Linked DNA regions of Homo sapiens: region 1 is linked to region 2. A link is an interaction called in ENCODE POLR2A ChIA-PET data of the cell type or tissue named here. Cell type or tissue: Panc1. All regions are shown on one strand. Each heading gives the region's core, and the rest is flanking DNA. Links, peaks and the distances in the headings are about the cores only. Region 1 overlaps ANKIB1 (ankyrin repeat and IBR domain containing 1). Region 2 overlaps LRRD1 (leucine rich repeats and death domain containing 1).

Region 1 (9,687 bases), core at 1,544-6,543, 140 kb after region 2:
ATGCTATATGAAGACAAAGAAAAGAGTGGCAAACTGAACTGGTGGGGGAGCCTAGTGTAAAGAGGCTTCTAAGTAGTGTTGGTTTGCTTAAGTGGCCTGAATCAGTTCCTGGGAAACCAAATTGAGCAAGTATTGAAGTGTACTGCCGGCATCAGAAGACCATAAAGGCTACATGGAGCTGTAGAGAAAATAAGCATGTAGAGAAAACCTGAGCAAACTGTACTAAAACTTGGAACCTGGACAAAAAATGAGCTTTGGAAATTAAATTATGGCTGAATAGAGGTTGAGGACTGCAGAGAGATTTACTGCCCGTGAGATATGTATTTACATTTGCAGGGAATGAGGAGTGGATGATCCTCGAGACCATGGAAGTATTCCTTAAGTTGTAAAACCGAGAGATGCTAGTCTTATCTTTCCCCTAGGAAAATTTGTTTTTGCTCAGGGATAGATTCTTCCTCCCACCCACCACCCCGCCCCAGGCCACCCCACCCTCTGGTCTCCAAGAGGGGAGGAGGTCTGTTAATACAAGCCTTCTTCTATAACATCCCAGATTGATATTTTTAGGGTTCCTTGCTGAGTTAATTTCCTGTTGCTGCTGTCACAAAGTGCCACAAATTAGTGGCTTAAAACAACACAAATCTTACAGTTCTGGAGTTCAGAAGACTATAATGGCTCCACTGAACTACTCTAGGTGTTGGCAGCACTGCATTCCTTTTGGAGGCTCCAGGGTAGAATCCCTTCCCTTGCCTTTTCTAGGTCAACTACTAATCCTGTGACTCATTTTAGGAGCTAGGCACAACTCTTAGATCTGGGTTTGGCAGTAGTAAAGGCAACTCACCTAGACCTATCTTTGAGATAAACACTCACCGTGGAATTAGATCTTAGTCTTCTAGATCTAACCACAACTCCCCTCAGAAAGTATTATACTATGTGCTGTGGTCTGAATGGGGCATTGGAGGGTAATTAGATCACGAGGTTGGAGTCCTCAGGAATGGGAGTAGTGCACAGAGACATGGTGGGAGTAGTTGCCCCTTCCACCATGTGAGAGAACACAAGAAGGCCTCTATGAGGAATGAGCCCTTACCAGACACTGAATCACCTGGCACCTTAATCTTGGACTTACCAGCGTCCACAACTGTGAGAAATAAGTGTTTCTTGTTTATAAACCATTCAGTTTATGATATTTTTATAATAGCTCAAGCAGATTAAGACATCGTGTAAATATATGCCTTATTATTTCAAAGGTTAGCTGATGACCTTGGTGGAGAAAATTTTCTCTGGATTTAGTCTCAGGCTTACATATTACTTTCTGTCCTTAAATTAGTTGCCACTAATATAGTAGTTGTTGTCACTATTAAATAACTATGTATGCAACAAATAGATCAGAGCAATAAAAGAAGAATTAAAAATTAGTGTGGAATGCTTAATACACCCTTAGGCATCTGTATAATTGACATTAATCTGTAAATTACCACTGTGTTTTCTTTTCCTGTCCATTCCTCACCTGTTATATTTCTCATCTTCCTTTTTTCTTCCTTTTCCCTTCCTTTCCCTCCCTTTTAATTAGCAAGTAGTATAAAGATATTTACATTTATTTTTCTTAGTATTGTTATTCTAGAATAGAGTTTTTTAAAACTAAGAATTAGTCATTCAAGCTGTTGTAAACCAGACCCTCAGTATAAATTGGATTATCAGCTTAGAAGTAGAGTTTATCTTTTAAAAGTGTTATCTTCAATGTATTTCAAGGTAGAAAATAAGTGATTTTCATCCTTTATTTTTCCCTTTCTTTCCATTTTAGGACTTTTCTTGGTAGAGATGGAAATCCAAATAAACGGAATGTGCACAATGAAACATCTATGCATTTGTTGTGTATGGGACCTCAAATTATGATATCTGAAGGAGCCCTTCATCCTCGCTTGGCACGCCCCACAGAAGATGATTTCAGAAGAGCAGATTGTCTGCAGATGATCTTAAAATGGAAAGGAGCAAAACTTGACCAGGGTGAATATGAGAGAGCAGCTATTGATGCTGTTGATAACAAAAAAAACACACCCTTGCACTATGCTGCTGCCTCAGGGATGAAAGCCTGTGTAGAGGTAAATTTTTTTTTTTTTTAATATTCTGCATTGTAAAATTTGTATCCAGGTGATATGTAACTGTCAGGTTTTTTTTTTTTTGATTGTCTTAGTAATTTGGTCATTTTTTTTCTCTTTTGTCTTCTAAAAGACCCTTTTAAATAAAGGGCCTCTTTTTTTTTTTTTTTTTTTTTTTTGAGACAGAGTCTTGCTCTGTTGCCAGGCTGGAGTGCAGTGGTGTGATCTTGGCTCACTACAACCTCTGCCTCCCAGGTTGAAGAGATTCTCCTGCCTCAGCCTCCCCAGTAGCTGGGACTACAGGCACGCGCCACAATTAGCCCAGCTAATTTTTGTATTTTTGTATAATTTAATTTCCAAAAATTTCCAAAATTAGCCCAGCTAATTTTTGTATTTTTAGTAGAGACGGGGTTTCACCATGTTGGCCAGGATGGTCTCCATCTCTTGACCTCGTGATCCACCCACCTCAGCCTCCCAAAGTGCTGGGATTACAGGCGGGAGTCACTGCGCCCAACCAACGGCCTCTTTTAAATAAAGTTATTTCATTGTTTTAGGGAGAGAGAAAGCCTCACAGGTGAACAATCACTTTTGTAGTAAAGTGGAGCCAAGAGCAATTAAAAATTTGTTGATATCTCTTAAGATATTGGTCATCAATTAAGCACTATCGTATTTAGAGTCATAGTTATAGTAGAGATATATTCTGCTTTTTTGCTGATTTTTTTGGTCACCAATTTATAAAATTTATACATGTTAAGTATAGCAAATTTTTGGCAAGTGGGACCTATAGTTTATGTAGAATTGATAAGCTCACTAAGCAATGGATAAATATTAACAAATACATTTATTGGAGTCTTTTTAAAATCACTTGGAATTTTAAAATGTGTATTTTTCTGTTTAATTTGCGTTAAAGTGCTCCTGAATACATACTGTATTATACTGTAATTTTTCCATATATATTTCATGTATAAATATATAGCATTATTTATATCTACAAAATATTTAACAACTAATTAGATAAAATCACGCATATAATATGAGATCTTAACTAAGTTAAGGAATCATTATATAGTATCGTCACTACTATACATACAACAGAATAGGTTTTTCTCAGCTACCAACATTCATATCCATCCTTACATATCTCATAGAAGTTCTTTTGCATAGATGTATTTAAGTATGTGTGAGGAGCATATTAGACTGGATTACAGAGTATCTTTATTACTAAAAGTATATACCTTTATTGGAAAAGCAATTATCATAATCAGATTAAAATATATACCTGAAAATTTCTTGTTTCCTTAATGTTGTTCATGTATACTTTAGACTTCTAAGTAGATCAATATACCAAAAATATGAATGTTCATTTTCTTATATTAAAAGATTACCATCACTTATATTATTTCTTCAGTATATCTGAAGTGTCAATTCTTTGATTTCTAATATGCTTGTGATCTTATCTTTTGTTTACTGCTAATGTTTGTGATACTTGCTAATCTTTTAGAGTCTTTGTCATTTCATTGAGTTTGTGTAACCTTTACCCATTAGTTAGTTAGTGATGGTCATTAACTTGAAACTATTTTTCAAGCAATACTTTCTTGTTTGTTTGTTGTTTTAAGAGACAAGATCTCTCTATGTTGTCCAGGCTGGTCTCAAACTCTTGGGTTTAAGCGATCTCCCTCCCTCATCTTCTGGAGTAGCTAGGACTACAGGCACACACATGCCACCAAGCCTGGCTCCAATGTTTTCTAACGTTGATTCACTGTGGTGGAAGAATCTCCTAGGATTTGGAGGGTAGGGGACTAATAGCAGAATTCCTGGGGCTTTTTACACAAGCTTCTCTGTACATTGTCCTGTGTTTACCTATTGTGGAAGAATTCCTGCTATAATGACTCACCATTATTGATGGGACTGCATCATATTTCTCAAATGGACTGGAGTAGAAAGTAGATTTTTCTGGATGGTAGCAATAGTGCTCTTAAATATTTTAAATAGGCCGGGCACGGTGGCTCACACCTGTAATCCCAGCACTTTGGGAGGCCGAGGCGGGCAGATCACAAGGTCAGGAGTTTGAGACCAGCCTGGCCAATATGGTGAAACCCCGTCTCTACTAAAAATACAAAAATTAGCCAGGCGTGGTGGCAGGCACCTGTAGTCCCAGCTGCTTGGGAGGCTGAGGCAGGAGAATCGCCTGAACATGGGAGGCAGAGGTTGCAGTGAGTCAAGATGGGGCCGCTGCACTCCAGCCTGGGCAACAGAGCGAGACTCCATCTAAAAAAAAAAAAAAAAAAAATATATATATATATATATATAAATTAAATGCTTTAATATCTTGCTTCCAACTTTTCTCTATAAGCATTGCTTTAGTAGTTGTTGATTTTGAAGTATGTTGACAATGACATACTTATTAAATTTTTCAAAAAATTGAGAGTGGTGTTTTACCAGCATTATTTTTTGCTCAGTGAAAGAAATTAGTGCCAGGTTTATACTGTACTATCTGGCAGGCCTGACAATTTGCTTGATACGTATGTGTGAGCATGTAAATGTGTGTGTGTGCTTTAACTGTTTGACCTATCAGCATATCACATCACATAAGTCACATCATTTGATGATTGTTTTCATTTTCTGTATTCAGAAGAGCTCTTTGACTTACTATTAAATATAAAACATTCTAAAAGGAGCCCTATAAATACCTTACATTTATTCTAGTTTTTTATAACATTTCAGCATATTTTATTCAGATAAAGCTTATCTTTGATCTGTTATATATACTTGAGTATATATACTCTTGTCCAACCTTAGGCCCTTAATGATTTTCTATTATGCATACTGCTAATTAAACCAGAAGAGTTTCTCAGGGAAGCATATATTAACTATCTCCAGAAGCCTTATTTTGTTTTCTTGTACAAGTGCATACAATAAATACAGTTGTCACTTGGTATCCAAGGGAGATTTGTTCCAGGACTCTCTGCAGATACGAAAATCCACAGATGCTCAAATCCCTTATAGAAAATGGCACAGTATTTGCATATAACCTACACACATCCTCCTTATACTTTAAATTGTCTCTAGATTGCGTATAATACCTAGTACAATGTAAGTGTCGTTAGGGAATAATGACAAGAAAAAAACGTGGATGTTCAATACAGACACAACCATCCATATTTGTTTTCCAAATATTTTTTACCTGCTGTTGGTTGAATCCAGGGATGTGGAATCTAAGGATGTGGAAACCACAGATAGAGAAGGCTGACTATACATTAAAATATGTGACCTGTTTAACTGTACAACTTAATTCTTAGTATGAGTCTCTAGTTATTTTCAGGTGGTATCATACTACTTTGATGAACGGGAAAGGCTTAGATGTCTCTTATAAAGTTTACTGTCATAGTTAATTTAAATATTTTTTTTCTAAACATTTCTTTGTATCATTGCTTTTAGTCTTTGGCTGTAAGAATAATAGTTATAATAACTAACATTTGTATAATGCTTTCTGATGTTTATAGTGCTCATTGGTACCAAGCATGATATAAAGGTTTGGGTTGAGTGAAAGTGTCGTCAGATATTTATTAATGTTTCATAAAACTAAGAGATTATAGTATGGTGGAGGGAGCATTGATTTTTAGTCTTGATCCTCAGAGTAACTATCCATGGAACCTTGCATGTGTCACTCAGCCACTGTAATAGTTTCCTCTTGGGTGGTTGGAATAGATGATCTCAAATTTATTTAGAAGATTCCTTTTAACACAAATTCTCTATTAGCCTGTTATTGCAGTAAAATTTATCCCATTTTTAGTGTCTAGCCTTTAAGATCAAAGAGATTATCTTTTTTCCCATTGTTAAGGCCAGCCTGTTTCTTGACTACATCTGTGGAAGTATATCTTCTCTAGCTGTCGAAAATGTTTTTCTCTCTGGTATATTTATTTAAGGATAGAGTTGATGAAGTCATCATTGGCATTTAATAATTTAAACAGTTTCTTATAGCTCATTATTTTGTACCATAGAAATAAAATATTTATTTTAAGACTTCACCATCTCCCTGTAATAATTATGTTCTGTAATAAGCGCCCCCCCCACACACACACACACAGAACATAAAATTAAAACCCCTTAATTATAGAGTTCTTCAGGCAACCTCCAGGTGTGAAGGTATCACATGGTATGTAGAGAGTTGCATTGGTTATCTGTGTCTCTGATGCCTATATCTGACTTCTCTGAACTTCATGCTATATTGTTGCCTGGTTGACTTCCTCGTATGGATATCCAACAATCTCTCAAATTCAGCGTTTTCAAAATTGTACTGTCTTCTTTTCTACCCAGTAGAGACTTCACTAGTGCTTGATTCTTGACTCTAGATTCTATTAATGATGCTACCATTATCTCCTTATCCAGTATTGATACCTGCACTTGCCTTGGATCTGCCTCTTTTTTTTAAATTGCATCAAACTCATACTACCCATGGCAGAGTAGACCTCTGTCTCTTTGGACCAGTTCCTCCATTTATTTCTGTGGCCACTTTCTAACACCAAGTGCTTTATGTTGAATCCTCATTTTGGCATATTTTTCAGAACTTCCTTACACAGAAAAACCTGAAGTTTCACAAATTAATTATTCTAAATTATTTGTGAGATAAAAATAATGCAAAGGAGTAGTCTACAATTGTTTGACAATTAGAAATGCTTATATGATAAACATTTGTTAAGGACAGACTATAACTAAAGCACCTGAAATTCTAATTTTATTTAATATTCCAAAAATTATTTACAGGTCAGCAAACTTTTCTGTGAAAGCCCAGATAGTAAATATTTTAGTCAACTCTGACATTTTACCCTGAAAGCAGCCACAGACAATACAGAAACAAAAGAGAATGGCAGTGTTCTAATAAATCTTTATTTATGGACATCACCATTTGAATTGCTTATAATTTTCGTATGTCATGAAATAATTCTATTTATTCTTTTCAATCATTTGAAAATGTAAAAACTGTTTTTAGCTTGTGGGCTATACAGAAACAGGCAGCAGGTTTGATTTGGCCTAAGATGACTCCATACTTGAAGCTTATTTTAAATATGTAAAATAACATTATCAATATGTAACAGGTCCTATAAGCTTCAGTTATACAAAGGACTTAAAAAGTACTATGTAATGGATACTCAGCACACAAAAATAAAGCTCCATTAAAACATAAGTCTGACAAAAATTTAATAAATAATATACTGTTCTTAGTTACTGAGAGTTTTTGTTTTCTACTTGGGAACAGGAATGGACTTGAGAGGGGTGGTGGGTTAGGTCTATTAGCATGGCTTAGTAAAACATCCAGTGATATTTCTTCCTTTGGTAGACTTCCATAGAGCAACCCTAGTCATTAGGCCTCATTATGTTTCCATTAGTGCTTAACCTGTAATAGTGATTCAGTAAATGGTGAATGTGACAGGGGTTGTTTTTGATAGTGCTTTACTCTTTGTGAAAAGCATTTTTTTAAATGAGTGTTATCTTAGATATTTCCTATTCAGCTGTGCCCTACTTGCTTATTCAGAGTTTTAAGTGTAGCTGCTTCATGTCAGATCAAATAGAGGTCACTATAAAACCAAAGGTGGTAAGTCACACTTTTCCTTTACAGCTACAGGGCCTATTTGACACTTTGGCAGCTATGGGAGCGTTTCACACTTCATTGAAAAGTCGTAAAAACCATTCACAGGTCAGACTGAAGAATATTACCTAATTATATTGTGTTTTTAGCACCTAGAGTTTTAAAACTGTGTAAAGAATACAGGAATTATATTTCCGGTTCAGTAGCTGAGTAACTTTGCCTGTCTGGGCCTCTGTTTTCTAATTTTTAATCAAGATACTTATGATCTCATTATTGTCCCTCAACTATTATGATGCTAAGGCCTATATTAACTATTTAGGCAGTGACTGTTACAGGTATTGAAGAGATAATTTTTTAATTTTACATATCCTGGAAGATTTCATGGGTAGTAGTAAGATTGGAGTGGGTAATATTTCAGTTTAAGTATTTGGAGGAGGCTATTCAAAATGTGGCTCTCAGACCTGCAGCATCAGTTCTGACAACTTGTTATAATAAACAAATTATTGGGCCAACCAGACCTTCACATTCTGAACGTTTATCTCTGGGAATAGATTCCAGAAATGTTTAGCAAGTTCTCCTGGTGATTATTTGCATGGCAGAGTTTGAGAAGCACTGTTCTAGGTCTCAGACATACGCAGATTGAAGTATTTTGTGGAAGAGTAATAAAACATTACTTTAAAGGAGGATAGAGGATGTACCAAGTAGAAAGTACTAAATGCCAAGGTTAAGAATTTGGGGTTTCTTTTAGAGAAAATTGAGCCATTGAAAATTTTTTGGCCAAGTGCAGTGGCTCACACCTGTAATCCCACTACTTTGGTTGGCCGAGGCGGGAGCGTATCTTGAGCCCAAAAGTTCAAGATCAGCCTGGGCAACATAGTGAGAGCTTGTTTCTACTAAAAATCAAAAAATTAGCCAGTCGTGGTGATGCACGCCTGTAGTCCCAGCTACTCAGGAGGCTGAGGTGGAAGGATCACTTGAGCCCAGGAGGTGGAGGCTACAGTGAGCCGTGATCATGCTACTGTACTCCAGCCTGGGTGACAGAGCGAGATGCTGTCTCCAAAAAAAAAAAAGAAAAAGAATTTTTAATCGGAGAGTGATATTATGAAAGCAAATATGATGAGATTAGCCTGATGGTTGTAATGTACAATAGATTTGAATGGGGTACTTCCAAAGCAGTGTTTCTTAAAAGCCTTGCTACTCAAAAGAATCGTCCTTAGACTGGCATTGACATCAGTCACCTGAGAACTTGTTGGAAATGCAGAATCTCAGCTCCATCCAAGACCAACCAAATTTGAATGTAGTTTAACAAAATCCCAAAGGGATTCTTATTTAAAGCTTGAGAACCCTAGCTTGGGGCATAATTTGTGGGCTACCTATATTGGAATCACCTGTAAAAAGTATACATACCTCTTACAGTCCCCTCTCCATATCTACCTAATATGACTATCAAGCTACCCAAATAATTCTTACACAGTTTGAAAACCTTTGTGCTAGAACAGTAGTTCTAAGCATGGCTGCACAGAAACCTCAGACCAATAAAATCTAAATTTGTGAGAGGGGACCCCAGACATTGGTAAGTTGAGTACCAATGTATTAGAAGGAGTGATAGGAGTTAGAAGATTAATGCGCTAATTCTATTGTGAACTGACAAAGCGTCTGGGTTTGTGTGGTGGTACTGGAGATGGAAAGAATGAGGCAGATGCCAGGGACATTGTGAAGAACTGTTAGCCTTTGGTGACTCAGTCAGTTGATAATAAGAAAGCAAGGGAAAGAAAGGTTAAAAAAAAAAAGGATGGAGGCTCTATAATGTTTAATATTGACAATAGTGAGCTCTCTCTTTTTGATTTGTGTACATTCTCTATACCTGCTATCACATCTATAATTAGAGTAAAATTAATTAACTTTATTTTTAAATAAGATGGGCATGATTTTGAGCCCAAGTGACTTCGAAGCCTGCTAACAATTAACAGACATTAGAAAGTAAGGTGAAATGGAGAAATTGGTTGA
Region 2 (9,687 bases), core at 2,404-7,403:
GGAAAAATTCATCACAGCATTATTATGAAGAAAAATTATAACATTCCTAAATGCATAACAAGAGGTTTAGATCTATAAATCATGTACTGGTTATAACAATTTATTGGGAAGATGGTTATATCAAAGAGAAATGCTTATTGGTTAAAAAAAGAAGAATTTAAAATTGAGTGTGTAGTCTTTTATAATTCCTTATAAAACCATATGCATAACGGGAAAAAAGACTAAAAGTTGTGTCAACGTATGCCCGTAGTTATAATACAATGATATGCTTGTGGAATGACTTTTGTCTTACTTTTATCACTTTCCAAACTTTCAATAATGTGTTTATATGACATTCATAACTTTAAAACTCCTTTTACAATTACACCAAAATAAAAAGGAATCTATAGAATTGTCAGCTTTCATTGCTTCATATTTCATTTTAATGAAGTATTTTCCTGTACAGCTTTTGTGTTGTGAATTGTATTTATAAGCCATGTTTGGCGGGGACGGGGAGGGCTTTCATTTAAAAAACAAAATATTTCAGCTCAACTTAAAACACACATACGGTACCCACAGATACACCACAGCTTGGATTCTGATCCTCTCCAGTCTCTCCTTCCCCACAAAGCCCACAATACCAGTCTCTTACCTTTCTCCCTTTTATCTGACTTATATTCAGCTGTTCCAGTGATTGAAGTTGGCACAGTTCAATAGGAAAATGTATAAATTGATTGCTTGAGAAGTTTAATTTCTGGATTCCTTTTAAATTACAGATGTCTGAAGAGATTTTCTGTAATTGGTTTTCCGAAAGATCAAGTACTTGCAAATTTTCTAAAGTACACAATTCTCTAGGGAAAGTTTCAAATTTATTACAGCATAAAATAAGTACGTGGAGTGATATCATATTAGAAATTGATGCTGGAATTTTCTTTATTTGGTTTTTACCAAGATCCAGGTATTTAAGATTAATAAGAGAACAAAAGTGCTCAGAAAATATGAGGAGTTTGTTTTCACTCAATTCTAAATGAAGCAGTTGTTTACTGAAAGATATATCCACAGGTATTTCTGAAATATAATTTCCATTAACACTCAAATAATAAAGAGAATCTAAAGCACACAGTCCCAATGGAAAATACATTATTTTGTTATAACTCAATTCAATTTTAATTATTTTTTGGCAGTTTTTTATTTCAATGGGAACATCTGTGATTATGTTTCCTGAAAATTCTAGACTGCATATGTTATTAAGATGTGAGATACAGTCAGTTATTTTTACCATATTATTTCTGTTTACATGGAGTTTTCTTAAATTGTTAAGCTTATGGATGTACTTAGGGAGTTCTGTTAATTTATTATCACTAAGACTAAGGCATTCCAACATTGCACAGCAAGATATTTTCTCTGGTATATTTTTCAATAAATTTTTATCAAGTATAAGAATCCTAAGTTCCCTGAAATTCTCAATTTTGTGTGAAATAACTTCCAATTTATTGTCGGCCAGTTGGAGTTCTTTTATTTTGAGTAACTGAAAAATTTCTACAGCCAGAAAGGTAAGCTTATTGTGATCCATTAAAAGTGTTTCTAAATTTTTAAGCTCTCTAATTTCTTTTGGCAAACTGCTTATTAGGTTTCCAGTAAGGTCTAGTGAAATTAACTTTGGAAGGAAGCAGAGAGCTTTAGGAAATGTTGTTAACTGATTATATTCCAAATTGAGAACCCTCAAGGTTTTTAAACTAGGCAGAGTATCTGGTATATGTCTTAACTTATTTTTACCCAAACTTAAAATTTCCAAGTTTCCAAGACATTCTAAGTCAGAAGGAAAATTTTCAATGTAATTGTTATAAAAAAAGAGTTGTCTGATATTCCCAAGCTGAGATATTTCTTTAGGTATATGTGATATGTGGTTATGACTGACATTTAATATCCTTAAATTATGAAGTAACTGAATTTCAGATGGAAGTGATGATAATCCATTTTCTTGCAGGGATAGAATTTCAAGTCCTAACAGATCACCTGAGTCTGCCCCTTGAAATGTTTTGATTTGATTCTTGTCTAAATATAGATATTTTACATATTTGATTTTTAAAATGTCCTTAGGAAATTCCTGTAAACCCTTGGCCTCAAGGTTAACTGTAAAGTTATCTGCCCCTAGGCCAAGTTGTTTCTGATTTTCTTCAGAGACTTGTGGACTAACTTCTCCTACTGTTTCATGAGATAGGAAGTTAACCAAAGCCTGATATTCTGCAGTCCTCCCAGTTAGTGATGATAAACTCTGTGAAGTTCCTGTTCTAGTGCTTGTTTCAGAAAATTGAAGATTTTTCTTTTGTTCTTCATTTCTCTTAGACTTCCTTCCAGAGGAAGATGTTGACTCTAATGTATTCTGTCTAGGATGTGTTTCATAAATCTGGTTAGAAGATTTCCCTTCCAGGTAATCAGAAGCTTCGTTTATCAAATTTGATGTTTCTTTAATAAAGCCAGGCTCCTTCATTGACTGTGATCTAGATTCTTTCCTAAATTGACTAATAGTATCCTCTAGCACTTCTGACATACCCTCCTTTTCAGACATCTTATTTGCTGATATGTTTTATGCCAATACAAAATTGTAACTTGATTTTAATTTTCATGTTTTTTCCTTTGAATCTACAAAACAAATGTTGAAATTAAAAGATGTAAGAGATGTCAAAATGACAAATAAATCTTAATACAACTATTTTATTTTATAAGAAATAATTTAATACAAATACAAATAATACATTTATAACAAACTAATTTTATATATAATTCCTGATTAAGGATGGTTTATTGATTGCATGTACTTATCACATGTTACTCTTGAAATCACTTTAAAATTACAGAAAGAAACAAAAAAGTTCAAAGAAAATTAGAAAAAAGCCATAAGGGACTGAGAGGATTCAGCAAATTTCATGGAAAACATAAAAGGGGGCCGGGTGCGGTGGCTCACACCTGTAATCCCAGCACTTTGGGAGGCCGAAGGGGCGGATCACTTTAGGTCAGGAGTTGGAGACCAGCCTGGCCTAACATGGCAAAACCCTGTCTCTACTAAAAATACAAAAATTAGCTGGATGTGGTAGCGGGCGCCTGTAATCCCAGCTACTGGGGAGGCTGAGGCAGGAGAATTGCTTGAACCCGGGAGGCAGAGGTTGCAGTGAGCCGAGATTGCACCATTGCACTCCAGCCTGGGCAACAAGAGTGAAACTCCATCTCAAAAAAAAAAAAAAAAAAAAAAGGTAACATAAAAGGGAGAGCCAGTGGCCTACCATGACAGGTAAAGAGTACCATTCTCACTGTGAACATGGATGTTTACATATGGTACTAGTGTCTTGCTCTAACAAATTCAGTACATTATGACAATTTTCCTGGGGGTAGAAGTGAAATGTCTTAAGGAAGGGTACGCTTTCTGTAAGAGTAAACTAGACATCAAATAGTCCTTGCGTGGATTGCAACCTTCCTGAGACTTCTGAGTGACTCCTGTGGTACCAGCACCAGCTGGGTAGCACCACTCCTCAGAGGTCTGGGTCCCAGCTCTGTAAGTCCCTCCTTCAAGCTTGCAGTTTCTAATGACCCAGTATTTTCCCTTTGTCCCTTTAGCCTTAGGGTTGGTAGCTACTTCCTATGTTTACTATCTCTGTGTTGCTGCAGTTCCATCTTTACCTTTTTAGTTCTCCAGTACTTGTCTAAGCAACTTCTTATATTAAATCCTGTCAAACTGGCATGGTTTCAGTATTTCACAAACTCTCCCAGAGAGTAGAAAAAGAGGGAACATTTTCCAACTTGTTTTATGAGGCTAGCACTAACCTCAATGTCAACAAGGACAATATGAAAAAGAAAATTACAGGCCAAATTTACTCAAGAACAAAAATGTAAAAATTCTAAACATTAGGGAATTATTCTAAATATTATAAAGCCATCAATATATAAAAAGCATACTACTTCATGAGTCAGTTGCATTTGTCCCAGGAATGCAAGTTTGGATTTAACAATAGAAAACTAATGTAATTTGCCACATTAAGAGATTAAAGAAGAAAATCCCATGTAAATATTGCAATAGATGTAGAAGTACTTGATAAGTTGCAACATTTTTCATAATTTACAAAGTAGGAATAGATGGGAATTTCTTTAATCTGCTAAAGGGTACCCATAAAAATCTGCAGTAAACATCATATCTAGTGGTGAAACACTGAAAACTTTTGAGATTGGAAGCTAGAAAAGGTTATGCTCATCATTACTTCTATTTAACATTGTACTGAGATAGTAATTAGCCAGTGGCATAAGGCAAAAAGAAAAGGTATATGGATTAAAAGGAAGAAATAAAATGGTCATTAGTCACAGATAATATATATGTAGAAAATCCAAGCTCATCTACAGTAAATTATTAGAATAAATAAGAACATTGAGTAATATTGCTAAATACAAAGTCAACATACACAAGTCAATTTTCTTTCTTTTTTTTTTTTTTTGTGGGGACAGTCTTCTCTGTCACCAGGCTAGAGTGCAGTGGTGCTATCTTGGCTCACTGCAACCTCCGACTCCCTGGTTCAAGTGATTCTCCTGCCTCAGCCTCCTGAGTAGCTGGGACTACAGGCGCACGCCACCACACCCAGCTAATTTTTGCGTTTTTAGTAGAGACGAGGTTTCACCATGTTGGCCAGGATGGTCTCGATCTCCTGACCTTGTGATCCATCCGCCTCAGCCTCCCAAAGTGCTGGGATTACAGGTGTGAGCCTGTAAACTTTTTAGTTTTGGTAATTGCACTATGATTATGAAAAATGTTGATATAAGGGGAAGATAGATGAAGGGTAGAAAGGAACTTTCTTTACTATTATTGCAACTTTTCTGTAAGTCTAAAATTATTTCAAAATAGAAAAATTTTTAAAGTAATCTGAGTTAAAATGTTCTAAAGTGTTTTTCATCTGGGGTAGTTAAGAAGTTATTCTGCTCAGCCGGGCGCGGTGGCTCACGCCTGTAATCCCAGCACTTTGGGAGGCCGAGGCAGGCTGATCACGAGGTCTGGAGATCGGGACCATCCTGGCTAACACAGTGAAATCACGTCTCTACTAAAAATACAGAAAATTAGCCGGGCATAGTGGCGGGTGCCTGTAGTCCCAGCTACTCGGGAGGCTGAGGCAGGAGAACGGCATGAACCCGGGAGGCGGAGCTTGCAGTGAACCGAGATGGCGCCATTGCACTCCAGCCTGGGCAACACAGCGAGACTCTGTCTCAAAAAAAAAAAAAAAAAAAAAAAAAAAAAAAATAAGTTATTCTGCTCTAAGATTCTGTTAAAAATGCTTGATAAGATTTGATTAAATATTGATTCAGGAGATTTCAAGTTCTAAAATTGACACCACAAAAGCAAGCTGTCTTCTCTCCTCCCACCAACAGAAGCCAAAAACAAATATACAGGGCCACGATTATTACCAGCAATATCCCAGAACTCAAACATGAGGAGGAAATAGTTCCTAAGACCGCAAAGGTGAAAAAATTCTAAGCAGACAATAAGAGAATTAGATATCCATATCCAAGATGCCCCTTTCTCCAATCTGCCTGGCACCAAGCATACAATTTTTTATTGTGATTCAGTTTCTAGAATGGGAAAGTGAGATCAAGGTGGACAGCTGGCTTCCCTGCCAACTTGGATTCCCTGGCAGGAGACCTGTCCCTGCCTCAACCCATGGGAAGTACTGGGAGTGCCTATAGGAAGAAATATCCCTGACAACAGCCAAAAAGAGGAGGCAAAACTACCATTCCCAGCCCTGAAATTCTGCTTTGTAACTTGGCCAAAGGAGACACCACATCAGAGTGCCTATTCAGCAGCACCATGCTGTAGGAGGTTCGTTCCACAGGTCACCTGGACATGAACTCCTACCTAGCCTTCTCACACTACCAAGATATCCCCTTTGGGATGTACCCCATCCAGAATGCGTACTTGACTATTTACTAGAACCAAGGCAAACCTAGGCTTAAGGTTCTATATAGTGCTGCAAAGGATGTAATGACTGAGTGGAGAAAAAAAAAAAAAAAAGAAAGAATCAACAAGTAAATTACAAAGAATCTGTAAGCAAACACATCCAGTAGAAACCCAAACAAGCCAGACGAAGACTGGAAGAAATAACTAATCTTTCAATGTACATATGTACATCCATAAGAAATAACAGCAATCAGGGATCCATGATGTCCCCAAACAGACAAAGCAAGGAATCAGTGGATGACCCCAACAAGATGGTAATATGTGAACTCTCTGACCAAGAATTTAAAATGACAGGTCTGTTTTGTTTTGTTTTTTTGAGACAGTCTTGCTTTATCACCCAGGCTGGAGTGCAGTGGTGCTATCCTGGCTCACTGCAACCTCTGCCTCCTGGGTTCAAGCAATTCTTGTGCCTCAGTTTCCCAAGTAGCTGGGATTACAGGCATGCACCACCATATCTAGCTAATTTTTGTATTTTTAGTAGAGACAGGGTTTCATTGAATTGGCCAGGCTGGTCTCGAACTCCTGGCCTTAAATGATCTGCCCGTCTCGGCCTCCCAAAGTGCTGGGATTATAGGCGTGAGTCACCGCTTCCTTAAAACTGCCATTTTAAGGCAGTGATCTCAAAATAACACACACAAAAAAACAGTGATCTCAAAAATAACACAAAAAAGCAATTCAGAAAATTATCAGAAAAATTTAACAGAGATTGGATAATTTAAAAAATCAAACAGAAATGTTGGAACTGAGAGGCTGGGCACGGTGGTTCATGTCTGTAATCCCAGCACTTTGGGAGGCCGAGACAGGTGGATCATGAGGTGAGGAATTCAAGATCAGCCTGGTCAAGATGGTGAAATCCCATCTCTACTAAAAATACAAAAATTAGCCGGGCGTGGTGGTGGGTGCCTGTAATCCCAGCTACTTGGGAGGCTGAGGCAGATAACTGCTTAAACCCAAGAGGCAGAGGTTGTAGTGAGCTGAGGTTACACCACTGCACTCCAGCTTGGGCGACAGAGAGAGATTTCGTCTCAAAAAAAGAAATTTTGGAACTGAGAAATACATTTACTGAACAGAAAAATTCACTAGAGGCTCTCAACAGTAGAACAGATCAAGCAGAGGAAAGAATAAGTGAGCTCAAAGACAGGCCATTTGAAAATACTCAAAGAAGGCCAGGCACAGTGGCTCACACTTGTAATCCCAGCACTTTTGGGAGGTGGAGGCAGGAGGATTGCTTGAGGCCAGGAGTTCAAGACCAGCCTAGGCAACATAGCAAGACCTCATCTCTACAAAAAATAAAAAAATTAGCCAGGCGTGGTGATGTGTGCTTGTGGCCCCAGCCACTTGGAAGGCTGAGGTGGGAGAATCACTTGAGCCCAGGAGGTTGAGGCTGCAGTTAAGCTGAGCCAAGATCATGCTGGCATTCCGTACTTGGTGGTAGAATGAGACCTTGAAAAAAAAAAGAGAGAGAGAAATAAAGAAAGAGAGAGAGAGAGGAAGGAAGGAAGGAAGGGAGGAAGGAAGGACGGAAGGAAGGAAGGAAGGAGGGAAGGAAGGAAAAGAAAAGAAGAAAGTACTCAAAAAAAGAGAAAAGAATAAAAAGCAATGAAGATCACCTAAAAGATACAAAAAATTACCTCAAAGTACCAGATCCAAGAATTATTGATATCCAAGAGGGAGCTGATCTAGAGCAAGAGGTAGAAATCTTATTGAAAGAAATAATAACAGAATACTCTCCAGTTTAAGAGCTAAATATCCAGATACAGGAAGGTCAGAGAATACCAAGCAGATTCAACCCAAATAAGGCTACTTTAAGGCATGTAATAATCAAACAAAGGTCAAAGACAAAGAGAGGATTCTAAAAGTGGCAAGAGAAAAGGCGCAAATAACATATAAAGGCACTCTAATTCATCTAGCAGCAGACTGAAATACAATAAAGGCGTTCTAATTTGTCTGGCAACAGACTGAAATACAATAATAGTAGGGAATTTCAACACCACACTCTCAATAATCAATAGATCATCCAGTCAAAAAATCAACAAAGAAACACTGGAGTTAAATTACACACTAGTCCAAATAGGCCTAATTGACATTTACAGAACACTTCACCTAATCGCTGCACAATACACATTCTTTTCATTAGCACTTGGGACATCCCACAGAATAGACAATATCTTAGGACACAAAACTGGTCTCAACAAATTCAAAAAAATTGGCACTAACATCAAGTATGTTTTCTGACAACAATGGAATAAAACAGGAAATCAATATCAAGAGGAACCTTGGAAATTACACATACACATGGAAATTAAACAACATGCTCATGAATGACCATTGTGTCAATGAAGAAATTAAGGAAATTAAAAAGTTTCTTGAAACAAATGAAAATGGAAATACAACATACCACAATCTATGGGATACAGCAAAAGCAGTATTAAGAGGGAAGTTTGTACCAATACAGGCCTATATAAAAAGTAGGAAGATTTCAAATAAACTAATGATGTACCTCAAAGAAATAGAAAAGGAAGAACAAACCAAATTAAAATTAGTAGAAGAAAAGAAATAAGAAATATCAGAGCAGAAATAAATGAAATTGAGACTAAAAAAGAATACAGAAAACAATAATGGAAAAAGTTGTTTTGAAAAGATAAATCAACAAACATTTGTCTAGACTAAGAAAAAAAAAGAAGACCCAAATAAGTAAAATCAGAATCAAATAAGGAGATATAACAACTGAGACCACATAAATACAAAGAATCATTAGAGACTATTAAGAACAACAATACATCAACAAATTGGAAAACCTAGAGGAAATGGATGAATTTCTGGACACATGTAACCTACCAAGATTAAACTATGAAGAAATAGAACACTTCAACAAACCAGTAATGAGAAATGACATCAAATCTGTAATAAAAAGTCTCCCATCCAAGAAAAGTCCAGGCCTAGTGGCTTGACTTCTAAATTCTACCAAACATTTAAAAAAGAATTAATGCCAATTATACTCAAACTCCTCAAAAAAACTGAAGAGGGAATTCTCCCAAACTCATTCTACGAGGCCAGTGTTACCCTGATACCAAAACCAGGACACAGCAAAAAAAGAAAACTACAGGCTAATATCTCTGATGAACATAGATGCAGAAATCCTCAACGAAATACTAGCAAAATGAATTCATCAACACATTAGGAAGATTATTTACTATGATCAAGTGCGATTCATCCCAGGGATGCAATGATGGTTCATTCAACATATGAAAATCAATAAACATGATACATCACATTAATAGAACCAATAACAAAAGTTATATCATCATTTCTATAGATGTTGAAAAACATTCAATAAAATTCAACATCCCAAATTAGCTGGTGTGTTGGCACATGCCTGTGGTCCCAGCTACTTAGGAAGGTGAGATGGGAGAATCACCTGAGCCTGGGAGGTCTCAGGTAAGCCATGATTCTGCCACTGCACTCTCTGGCCTGGGTGACAGAGTGAGACCAACCCTGTATCAAAAAAAAGAAAAAACAAACAAAACCCAACATCCGTTTATGATATCAACCCTCAACAAAGGAACATACCTCAAAATAATAAAGGTCATATATGATATCTACAGCTAACATTATACTGAACAGGGAAAATTTGAAAGCATTTCCTCTAAGATCTGGAACAAAACAAGGATGTCCACTCTCACCACTCTTATTCAACATAATGCTGGAAGTCCTGCCCA

Evidence for each region. ChIA-PET counts read pairs that join two places held together with the same protein. Peaks named below come from ENCODE experiments on the same cell type or tissue, not always from the same donor. Only the 100,000 strongest peaks of a DNase experiment are listed, where the experiment ranks them.
Region 1: POLR2A ChIA-PET joins it to region 2 with 8 read pairs; 2 of 35 experiments call an interaction of 5 or more read pairs at or near these places.

What each region holds. Positions count from the first base shown.
Region 1 is chr7:92,305,561-92,315,247 of GRCh38, forward strand. It overlaps ANKIB1 (ankyrin repeat and IBR domain containing 1), which reads left to right. Exons shown (of 20, transcript NM_019004.2): 3 at 1,799-2,096. Among named protein-coding and RNA genes, the nearest start is that of ANKIB1, 64 kb to the left of the region's middle. In Panc1, for the core only: no CTCF peak of the experiment used is centred there; a DNase peak (open chromatin) is centred at 3,932.
Region 2 is chr7:92,162,655-92,172,341 of GRCh38, forward strand. It overlaps LRRD1 (leucine rich repeats and death domain containing 1), which reads right to left. Exons shown (of 6, transcript NM_001161528.2): 2 at 632-2,622. The coding sequence starts at 2,548. It overlaps CYP51A1-AS1 (CYP51A1 antisense RNA 1), which reads left to right. Exons shown (of 3, transcript NR_122110.1): 2 at 2,326-2,410. Among named protein-coding and RNA genes, the nearest start is that of LRRD1, 12 kb to the right of the region's middle. In Panc1, for the core only: no CTCF peak of the experiment used is centred there; no DNase peak of the experiment used is centred there; H3K27me3 peaks cover 119 bases.